Regions from separate parts of the Homo sapiens genome. Here region 2 is linked to region 1. Evidence: chromatin loops called from intact Hi-C (ENCODE). Cell type or tissue: sigmoid colon. All regions are shown on one strand. Each heading gives the region's core, and the rest is flanking DNA. Links, peaks and the distances in the headings are about the cores only. Region 1 overlaps LARGE1 (LARGE xylosyl- and glucuronyltransferase 1). Region 2 overlaps LARGE1 (LARGE xylosyl- and glucuronyltransferase 1).

Region 1 (5,374 bases), core at 110-5,109:
TGGAGATGTGAAAATTTATTTTCTTAGAAGTATCCACATCTGCATACTCCATGAAAAGTCTTCATGTATTTCCCAGGGGTATGTATATTTCCAGTATTAGGACACCTGGGTTGTTGGATTATAGGACAGAGATTAAAAGCAAATATTCTGAAAACAAAATTCATTTCCAGTCTCTGGGCTTTATTGCTTGAGCAAATAACCTCTCCAAGCCTCAGTTTCCTTAGCTGTAAAATGAAACTACTCAGCTTAGAGAGCTGTCAAAAGGCATAATACTTGTAAAGCACACCTCAGTACCTTTTCTTACAAACTGCTAAGGAAGGGGCCTTTCCTATCCCATTCATTGGCTGCCATCTCTCTTAACTGTCAGAGCCCAAATTTCCTATGAGAGAAAAGTGCAAGGTAGACAGAAAACTCCTGAAAAACTGCCTCAGGTGATTAGTGGGCAACCATTTGCTTTTACCTTCAGGGCCTCTGCAAATTTTCTGAGATCTCTGGACAGGGCTAAGAAGAGAAAGACTGGCCTCTTCTTCATCCCCAGGAGCCCTTGGTTTCCTGGTTAACCAAGCACAATTACTCTAAGGTGGGGAAGGCAAAGAGATGAAGGGAAAGGGAATGAAGCAACTCTAAATAACTGAGTGCTTTCTCAACATAATACACACATTAACAAATTTAATGAGCTCAAAAATGCTGTATTTCCAAAGGAGTTATAGATAATTCCAAGCAGAAGAAAAAGGAAAATGGCAAAAGCTAAGACCCAGAACAAGCACCCCTTGGTATGGATTAAATCAGACCACTACTGGAGAAGCAGTAGGGCTTCCTGAACCATATAACCAACACCACGTGCCAAGTGCAAGTTCATAAAGTTTTGCTAGTGCCTGGATCACACAAACCTTCTGATAAGCCCAGGGCTCCTCTGTCACTCCTCTGTGATTTGCTAAGCAAACCTATTCATGCAGCACTCACGCCTGGCTTACAAGGGCAGTGCCATAAAAACCCAAATGGACCTCACGAATACTAGAGGCAATACTAAATATTCTAACATAAACATGTGGTTATGTGGAGAAGAGTCTTTAGGCACTGCTGCTAAGCTCCTGTACAAATTTATTCGATCCTCCCTAGCCAGTCCCCATCACCGTCTGATAATTTCTCCATCAATTATGACTGCCATTCTGCATCTGGCTCTTTAAATGGGGAATACTATTAAACATAAAAGGTACAAGGTTCTTCAAGTCCTCCTACCTGCTAATCCTCCACTTCAATACTCAGCCCTTGAGAGCTTGTGTGAAGACATTTCTTTTTTTTTTTTTGAGACAGAGTCTCGCTCTGTCACCCAGGCTGGAGTAGCGCAGTGGCGCGATCTCGGCTCACTGCAACCTCCGCCTCCCGGGTTCACACCATTCTCCTGCCTCAGCCTCCTGAGCCTCCTGAGCCTCCTGAGCCTCCTGAGTAGGTGGGACTACAGGCGCCCGCCACCACGCCCGGCTAATTTTTTTTTGTATTTTTAGTAGAGACCGGGTTTCACCATGTTAGCCAGGATGGTCTCAATCTCCTGACCTCGTGATCCACCCGCCTCGGCCTCCCAAAGTGCTGGGATTCCAGGCGTAAGCCACCGTGCCCGGCCTGTGTGAAGACATTTCTAGGTCTGCAGTGATGACTAAGATGCATTCTACCTCACCAGCACCACCAGATTTCCTGAAGGCATCAGTGTACCCCAGGAATGCCCAATGGCCATTCTGGTCATTGGTGAGAGGGGGAAGGTTTTCTTTAGATTCCGGAATACTTTGAGAGGCTAATTCACATCAACCCATCCACCACTGCAGCACAGTATGACACTCGAGGTTTCATCAGAAAGGGTTACATTATGCCTGGCCAGCAAATTCACTGAAATCTAAAACGACAACAACAACCATTTATTGTATTGACTGCATGTTCCAGGCATACGGTAAAACCTAGAAGATCCCCTGAGATGCAGTTTTACTGAAAGGCTCCCGCTCTCTAGCAAAACAGTCAGGTTACGGCGCAGAAAGTGCAGCTGCAGAAGTCAGACTGAGGTGCAGATGCGGTTCAGTGCTCAGTACCAGGAAAAGCTTAAGAGGCAGGACTACCTGAGCTGGGTTCTGAAGGAAAAACACAAGTGTCCCAGGCAGATAAAGAAGGAAAGAGCTTACCGGGCAGGAGGGGTATGTGCACAGCTTGACAGGTCTAGGGGGAAAAAAATCAGTAAAGAAGAAAATGATTAAGTTACAGATTGATGATGCATGAAATGGGGGGTGGCCAGGGGTGGGGGGTGAGACTGCAGAGAAAGGCAGGGCTGGTTCATAACAAGCTTTGTGCGTCCCAATATGACAGCTGAAGTTTTCCAGGGGCTGATGGTGAGCCAGTGAGGGTAAGTACACAGAACATCCTAGAGAAACCCTCATTCCTTAAAGATTAAAAATAAAGACTTGCTGTCTGTAAGGGATTGGATTATCCTATTTGAGAAATTCTGTTATCCAGAATGGCTTACCCCACAATGCTGAAAAGTGTGTACCGTAATCTCAAAGCAAGCTCCTCCTCAGACAGAGAAACACCAGCCGTCACAGGAAGCAAAGAAATTGGCTTCACTTTTAAGGTGAATCCAGAACCCAGATGTCAGAGCTCCAAGCACTTTGCTCTCAGCTCCACGCAGCTGCTTTAGGAGCCACTCATGAGGAAAAGAAGAATTTTCTCTATTATACCCCTTATTGGGTGCCATCCAAGGCTAGGAAAAAGGTTGTTCTATAACCCTGAGCCCATTTGAACAAACCCCCAATAAGAGAGGCCCCGAAAAGTGTATTTTCACCAAAGCTCTACCCCAAGCCAAGCCAAAGGAGAAAGCGCTATTTTAAGACTTGCTGCTTGTGTCACGAGTGGACTTTATTCCAACAAGGCCATATTACAGTGGGCAATGAAAGCCATCTCAGACTTCCATATCAAGCAAATGTTTGTGAGCCAGTGATTCAACAGAGAAAAATTCACAAGCCTCCCTGGGCTTCTGTCCTCCTGTAACAGTTCCAGCCTGGCGGCCCTTAGAACTTCATATATGAACTGGTACAAAATCCTGTCCAGCTGTCTCCCAGCCTCCATCTCTCCCCGCTTCAATTTGTCCCAGGCACGATGCAGGTGCACCTTCCAAAACCAGGGCCTTTAGCACACCACATCCCCCTGATGAAAAGTCACCCTGCCTTCCCAAAGCCCACAGCCCCTAACTCACCAACTTCTTCTTTTGTTTTTTTTTTTTTGTTTTTGTTTTTGTTTTTGAGACGGAGTCTCGCTCTGTCATCCAGGCTGGAGGAGTGCAGTGGCATGATATCGGCTCACTGCAAGCTCTGACTTCCGGGTTCACGCCATTCTCCTGCCTCAGCCTCCCGAGTAGCTGGGACTACAGGCGCCCGCCACCACGCCCAGCTAATTTTTTGTATTTTTAGTAGAGACGGGGTTTCACCGCGTTAGTCAAGATGGTCTCGATCTCCTGACCTCATGATTCGCCCGCCTCAGCCTCCCAGAGTGCTGGGATTACAGGCATGAGCCACCACGCCCGGCCTAACTCACCAACTTCATCTGCAACTCCTTGCTAACAGAAACCCAAGCTGGCTTCCTCTCCAACCCAAAAAATATATTTGTGCTTGCCAAACTACCCTCCCTTAATCCTTCCATTCAGATTTTAACTGTCTTGTATCCAAAGACCCAACTCAAGTCCCACCCCTCCTTTGAGTTTGAGAAGCTAAAGGAAGCTCCCACCTCTGACTTCCCATCCGTGTTCAGCCACCACAGTGCACACATCCATTCACTACACTGCTACCTCCTTTCTATTGTTGCTCGTAACTGTTCATTTAATCTTCTATTGTTGCTTAACTTATGACACATTTTTTGCAAGCTCTCCAACTATGTCCCTCGAGGGCAGGGACAGGAAGCTCTGAATTTAATATAATAAATGTTGAGTGGAGGAGTCGTAAGTACTAAGAGCTTCGCAAGGTGCTTTCATAGATATAAGGATGGGTGTAACGTACTCACAGCCTCTAATACCTAAGTGAAGGAATAAGAATTAAAGTATGTAGATACTGACAATGCCTAGTTGAAGATGGCCAAGCACAGCCTTTGATTTGGTTTGCTGTTTGGTGACGCCTCCTCCTACCCTATCCTCCCATCTCCTAATCACTAAGACCCAAATCTAATATTCTCATCTTGACTTCTTCAAGCAGAATGCTACCCAACACACTGTCCTCTGGGCCCTTTGACTTTCACTCATCCCCTTACGAGACTCTTCCTCCCTCACCAAGACGAGGCTCCTGAATGGACGATGAGTAACTCTGCACCTCTGTGTTCCGCTGTCAAGCCAGGACCTGCACACAGTAGGAGCTTGATCAACGTTGGCTGAGCAAGTGAAGGAAACCCCACAAAGAGACAGTGTCACAGAGCCTACAGTCAGGAACGATTTCAGCCAGAGACAAGAGAGAGGATGGGGGGTTGGATCCAGCAAAAAAAGCAGCGTAACAAGGCCACTCAAGTGGGAAAACAAGTGGCATTTTTAGGTGAAGCCTAGTAGGCTAGGAACAAAGAAAACCTGGAGAGGAGTCCTAGGAAATACAGCGAGGTCAGAGAGGCAGGGAAGCCAGGGGCAAGGTCGGTCCTGGAACAACAAACTGAGGAGTCTGAACAGCTGCGAGTTGAGTCCTGGCTCCTTCTTCATGGCTGTGGGCCTTGCACAAGCGTCAGTTTCCACATCTGTGAAGTGGGAGAGTGAGCACATCCCCCTCCCAGGGTTGCTGTGAGAATGAAATAACAAAAATGACCGAATGAGAGAGTGCCTGGCACAAAAGAAACACTGGAAGAACGTGCTTTGGGTGCAGATTGGATGGAAGCAGAGCATGCTGCAGAGAAGGGAGAGCTGAGGACCAGGGAGCCTAGGTTCTGGTTCCACCTCCCCTCTGAATAATCATCTTGACCTCCCTTAGGTCTGGCCTTAGTTTCTACGGATGTAAAATGAAGGTGTTGGTCTAGTGGGGCTCCAAGGTCTCTTCCAGCCTTGGTAGTCTCTCAATACAGTAGCTCTGCCTTACAGACGGAAGGCATCAGAGAGTGCTCTTGTAACTGAGAAACCCAGCAGAGAGGGAGTCATATTGGGAAATGGGTAAAGACACCAATATGGTCGAGGAGAGTTCTTCCTGCTGGGGACCAAGTACTGAGTCCCTCCCTCCATTCTCCCACGTCCACTTCATCCTCCTGACATGGGAGCGCCGGTCTACACCTAAGTCATTTCATAATCATCGTCATCCATGCTGGACAACAACCATCCTAAAGTTTCTCATATTGAAAATGTCTTTCCAGGCATTTTCAAGGCAACTTGTCATGTAAA
Region 2 (5,374 bases), core at 55-5,054, 97 kb before region 1:
ACATGTATAGTTTTTCATTTTCTAGCAGCCACATTTTAAAAAGAGCTAACAGGTGAAACTAATTTAAATAATATACCTTATTTCCTCCAATGTATGAAAATATTATTTCAACATATCATCAATATAAAAATAACCAATGAGATATTTTATAGTTTTCCATACTAAATATTCAAGATCAGATGCATATTTTACACTTAAGTACATCTCAATTGGGGTGCTAAATTTTCAATGACTGAAGTGAAATAGTACCTCCAAAACCAGAAGCTTGTGTTAAAAAAAAAAACAAAAAAACTTTACACTGCTTCACTTTTTAGATGTAATAAAGATTTTACAATTTGCAGTTCAGTTCCTCAGTGGTACTAGCCACATTTCAAGCACTTGTAGTTATAGGCGGGTGTTGCTACCACCCAGGAGAGCACAGAAAAAAAACTACAGTAGTCTGCATGCAACAGACACCAGATCTCTCACTCTGAACAAGACACAGCATGGGGGATGGGAAGAGAACTAACATTTATTATGACAAAATTATAAAACTTTTCAACCCATTATCTCATGGAATATGTAACAATCCTATAAAATAGGTATTGCTGTTTTCACGTTTGCAGGTAAAGAAATTGGTTGAGAGAGTTTACACTGACCAAGATCATATAGCTAGCAAGTGCTGGTCAGGATCTGAACCAAGGACTGGCTGAACCCAAAGCCATAGCCCGATACTCTTGGTCCCACAGTACTCTCTGGACCTCCGCTGAAGGCAACAAAATCTCCCTCTTGACTCCCCAGAAGCAAATTACATAAGGCACATGAATCCAAGATTCTACCATGGTGTGGTGGTTCTCATATTGTTCACAAATATCAGCTCTTCAGCTCTGAGCACATCAAGGTAGAACTTCTCTGCCCCAGAACAGCCATGGGACCTACTCTGGCCAATGAAATACGAATGCATGCAACTCACTGCAAGCTTTAAGAACCATTATGCGCCCTTTTCTCTCTATCTTAAGGACTAGCAAGAGTACTGATAGAGACTGCCTCACTATCAGGATCCCAGAGTGAAGACAGCATGCAGCAGTGCCATGAGTAGCCTGTGATGGACTTGTAGTACAGGGTGAGGGATGAATTTCTTTTTTTTTTTTTTGAGATGGAGTCTTGCTCTGTTGCCCAGGCTGGACTGCAATGGTGCGATCTTGGATCACTGCAACTTCCGCCTCCCGGGTTCAAGCAATTTCCCTGCCTCAGTCTCCCAAGTAGCTGGGACTACAGGTGTGCGCCACCGTGCCTAGCTAATTTTTGTATTTTTAGTACAGACGGGGTTTCACCATGTTGGCCAGGATGATCTCGATCTCCTGACCTTGTGATCTACCCGCCTCGGCTTCCCAAAGTGATTTTTTTGTTCTATGCGAGATTTGTTACTGCAGCATAACCTAACCTGCCCCCGACTCATATAAACATGATTAATGCGTGAGTGGAAGATGGGTAAATTGGGTGTTCAGGGAAAAGTGGGTGATTCTGAGCTCTTGCTTATGTTAACTGCAATAACCCTGCAGTCTGCTCCTCCATAAAGTCAGTCAAAAGGCTATTAGACCACCAGCTGTGGTGGGGTCTGGTTTCATCCCTACTGGTATTACTGTATTTCTTACAAATAGCTCATTAAGGCAATTATCAGTCATTAGCACAGTAGCCTGAGCAACAGTACAAGCACACACATTAATAAAACATAATTTAGCAGAGCAAGTAAAGACATGAACAAACTAGGCTCCCTTGTGGGACGCTCGTGGCTGAAGAGAATTTCCACTACACTAAAGCCAGGCACTCTGGAGAAGTATGCCAATCTCAGCACCTCTTAAGTGATCATTTGCATGAGCTTCAGTTCAACCAACAAAACCTGAGTCTTGAAGGATTACTAGGAGTCTGACAGGGAGAAAAAGTTAACAGCTTTCCAAGGAAAAAAAGATTTCCCAAATATTCGCAACGTGGAAGAGCATGCTGTATTTAGGAAGTGGTAAAATCATGATTTGGTATATAGAGGTGGGGCCCAAGACCAGGAAAGAAGGCCAGAGCCCAACTGGGAACAGCTTTATTACGTCACGGTAAATTGTTCAAACTTTTTCTAGAGGCAAGAAGAAGTAATCAAAGAGGCTCTAGCAGGGAATGTCATGAGCTGCTCTGAGCCTTAGAAAAGTCATTCTGGCAGTATAAGAATGATGGATTAGGAGACACAGGAAGGAGGAGGCCGGAGCATCAGCTAGTGAAATACTTCAGGCCAGGGATAATGGGAGCCCAGCCCAGAACTGTGACAAATGGAAAGAAAAAGACCAGAACACAGGAAATGGGCTGACCCGGGCTTAGCGCTCAATTGCATGACCTAAGTAAGAGAGGAACAAGGAAAGGGGAAATTGGCTACAGAAAGTCTCTAAGGATGACTGAGATTTCCACCTTGGGTATATAACAATGCATTAAAAGGGACTACTGGAAACTAATTTGACAGGTTCAACCCAGGTGGCAAATGCAGAAAACGATTAACAACATGTACACACAGACATTAAAAACTCATTTATTTTCCCACTCAAGGGCACTTAATAGCTAAGGTTCCAGGAGCACATGCCCCAAAGGGCTGGACCATGAAGTTAGGGCTATGCTAAGCTCCAGGTATGCTCTAAAACATATTGGGAATTGTGCCTGGCCTCCCCTGCCTTCTCACGGTTCTGACACAGCATCTCACCTGCCCAGAACTTGTGACAGTCACTTGGCTTCATTTTGGACGAGGCTCTTTTTGACATGTAATGTCTTCTATTCGTTACTTCCCCCAGACACATGCACAAGTGATGACTCTCTCTTTGCATACTGCGGTGCCTTTTCTCTTCATTCAGGTCTCCTAGGAAAACTGAGATTCAAACCAGAGCCTCCTGCTGTGCATTTTCCAGCCAGGGTGCATTGTCATCAGTGAGGCCTCACTCAATCACACATTCATCTTTGATCCGCCGGGTTGAAGGCACAGATGGCGCAGGCCTCACCAGGCCATCCTGTCCATCTATCAGTCCCTCTGCAATGATCCCCTTGGGGTTCTGGGCTATTACCAAGTTTCCCTTTGTGTGGATATTTCATTCCATAAGCACAGTCAAGCCTCAACAGCTGTCCAGGCCAACAAAGATCAAGAAGTTTCTTCACAGTTTATTTGCTCATTCAACACACAGGTACTATGCCCTGACAACACGCCAGGCCCTGTGCTAGACAATGAAGCACAGAGATGAAAACTGTCTGTCCTTCAAGAAGTCCATAGCCTCCTCAAGGAGACAAAGATATTAAAAGACAAATAAAACAGAGATAATTAATGCAACTAGCACTGTTTGCTTTCTGGTTTTCTCCTATTAGGTGGTACCAAATTGGCATATGAATACAGACTATTCTCTTAGTATTGGTTTAAATGGTGGTATGAAGTACATCTACTGCATTAAGAAGTGCCACTCTAGGCCGGGCGCAGTGGCTCACCCCTGTAATCCCAACTCCTTTGGGAGGTCAAGGCAGGTGGATCATCTGAGGTCAGGAGCTCGAGACTAGCCTGGCCAACATGGCAAAATCCCGTCTCTAGTAAAGATACAAGATCGTGCCATCACTCCAGCCTGGGCAACAAGAGCAAAACTCCGTCTCAAGAAAAAAAAAAAAAAAAATTAGTGCCACTCTAAGAATCAACAAGCTTCCCCAGGCAAGACTGTCAAGCCCTAGTCCTGAGAAGCTTGTGGAAATAAATCAGGATTGTATGCTCTTTTGTTCATCTCCGATAGTCAAATGCCACAAGACCAGAAACAAAACATAGTTCCAGCAATGTCCCACACACACATCTTGGTGGAGGACAGATGTGTCTGACATCTGGGATCTCTTCTGCTCAACGGCCCACCAGATACATAAAACAGAATTGAGAATGGTGACCATCCATCTTCAGAAATGTTGAAGTCTTACTCATTCCCATTTGGACACAACCATTGAGGAACAACATACAGCTTCTGTTCGGCCTCGGCTGTGGGCTCGATGACAAAACACTACTGCAGGATGTTCCATCTTTTCTGCCTAGTAAAGATCTCATGGTGAAATCCATCTTCACAGTGAAGACAGGAAGCCCAGGTACCCTTGAACTCCATCCTTTTCTCCATCTTGACTGGTATCTCCAGTTTTTCCCAAACTCTTGCATTCTACGATGCTCCCAACTTCAGCCTTAAATACCTTATAGGAAAATCTCCACATAAGAACAAACGTCACATTAGAACAACTCAATGAACACTGAACAAACATGCAAGGAGGGAAACAATTATTTACTGAGTGTTTAAATCATGCCAGAGATACTCCACACTCTTGCAACAAGCCTAAAACGTAAATATTAATTTTTCCTGTTTAGAGAAAAAACTTTAAAAAGCATCACTGAAGTTAACTTACGTATCTCGATGGGGGAAGAAAGACATGCTGAGGCCAAGAGTGTAAATCATATCTCGTCTCCAAAATTAATATCCTTTCCATGACATAGTATTCACTCTTGTTCGACCATTTCAAATTCCAGAATGCTCTCCAAGAAAGGCTAGTCAGATGGACTGTCAACCTCTTCTAAGTGCCTCTATCACTCAAATCATTCTCTTCAACCTGACCTCGCCCCTGAAAATCTATCCCTAAAGCTAAGACACTGAGCACATGTCAGGCAAGCAAATGATGCTTTTCCAACAGTCCCCAATAGGGCCCAACAGGGTCAAATACTTTGGTTCCTGACATATCAGTAACAATAATAATGACTGTGATGGTTAGTTTTATGTTTCAACTTGGCTAGGCTATGGTCCCCAGTTACTTAATCAAACACTGTCCAGGTGCTCTGGTAGTTATTTTGTAGATGTGGTTAATATCTACAATCAGTTGACTTTAAGTAAAAGAGTCTATCCTCAATTGTATTGATGGGCCTCATCTAATCAGCTGAAGGCCTTAAGAGGAAAAACTGAGTTTTCCTGGAAGAGAAATTCTGCCTCTGCCTCAGGACCACAGCTTCATTTTCTGCCCAAGAGTCCAGCCTGCCAGTGTAACCTACCCACAACTTTGGACTTAGCCCTACGATCACATAAGCTAATTCCTTAAAATCAAGGTATATGTGTGTGTGTGTGTGTGTGTGTGTGTTTATACAACTACACCATCCTATTGGGTCATTTCTCTGGAGAACCCTGACTGATACTAACATATGCATAATGTAATTTCATACAGGCTATTTGATACTCACAACAGGTCACCTATGTAAGTATGATCGCCTTTTGTTCAAGTGAAGAAACTGCAGCTCCCTGCCTGCAGCGAAACAACATGTGCAAGGAACACACAGACATTAAACGACAAGGCCATAATTTAGACTCATATC

Evidence for each region. Hi-C counts contacts between places; a loop is a spot of excess contacts. Peaks named below come from ENCODE experiments on the same cell type or tissue, not always from the same donor. Only the 100,000 strongest peaks of a DNase experiment are listed, where the experiment ranks them.
Region 2: it touches region 1 in a loop (2.8-fold over the local background); 4 of 110 quality-filtered maps call a loop at or near these places.

Annotation. Positions count from the first base shown.
Region 1 is chr22:33,906,276-33,911,649 of GRCh38, forward strand. All of the region lies in intron 1 of LARGE1 (LARGE xylosyl- and glucuronyltransferase 1), which reads right to left. Among named protein-coding and RNA genes, the nearest start is that of LARGE1, 12 kb to the right of the region's middle. In sigmoid colon, for the core only: no CTCF peak of the experiment used is centred there; DNase peaks (open chromatin) are centred at 2,351 and 3,036; H3K4me3 peaks cover 717 bases.
Region 2 is chr22:33,809,610-33,814,983 of GRCh38, forward strand. All of the region lies in intron 1 of LARGE1 (LARGE xylosyl- and glucuronyltransferase 1), which reads right to left. Among named protein-coding and RNA genes, the nearest start is that of LARGE-AS1, 87 kb to the left of the region's middle. In sigmoid colon, for the core only: no CTCF peak of the experiment used is centred there; a DNase peak (open chromatin) is centred at 2,292; H3K27ac peaks cover 706 bases.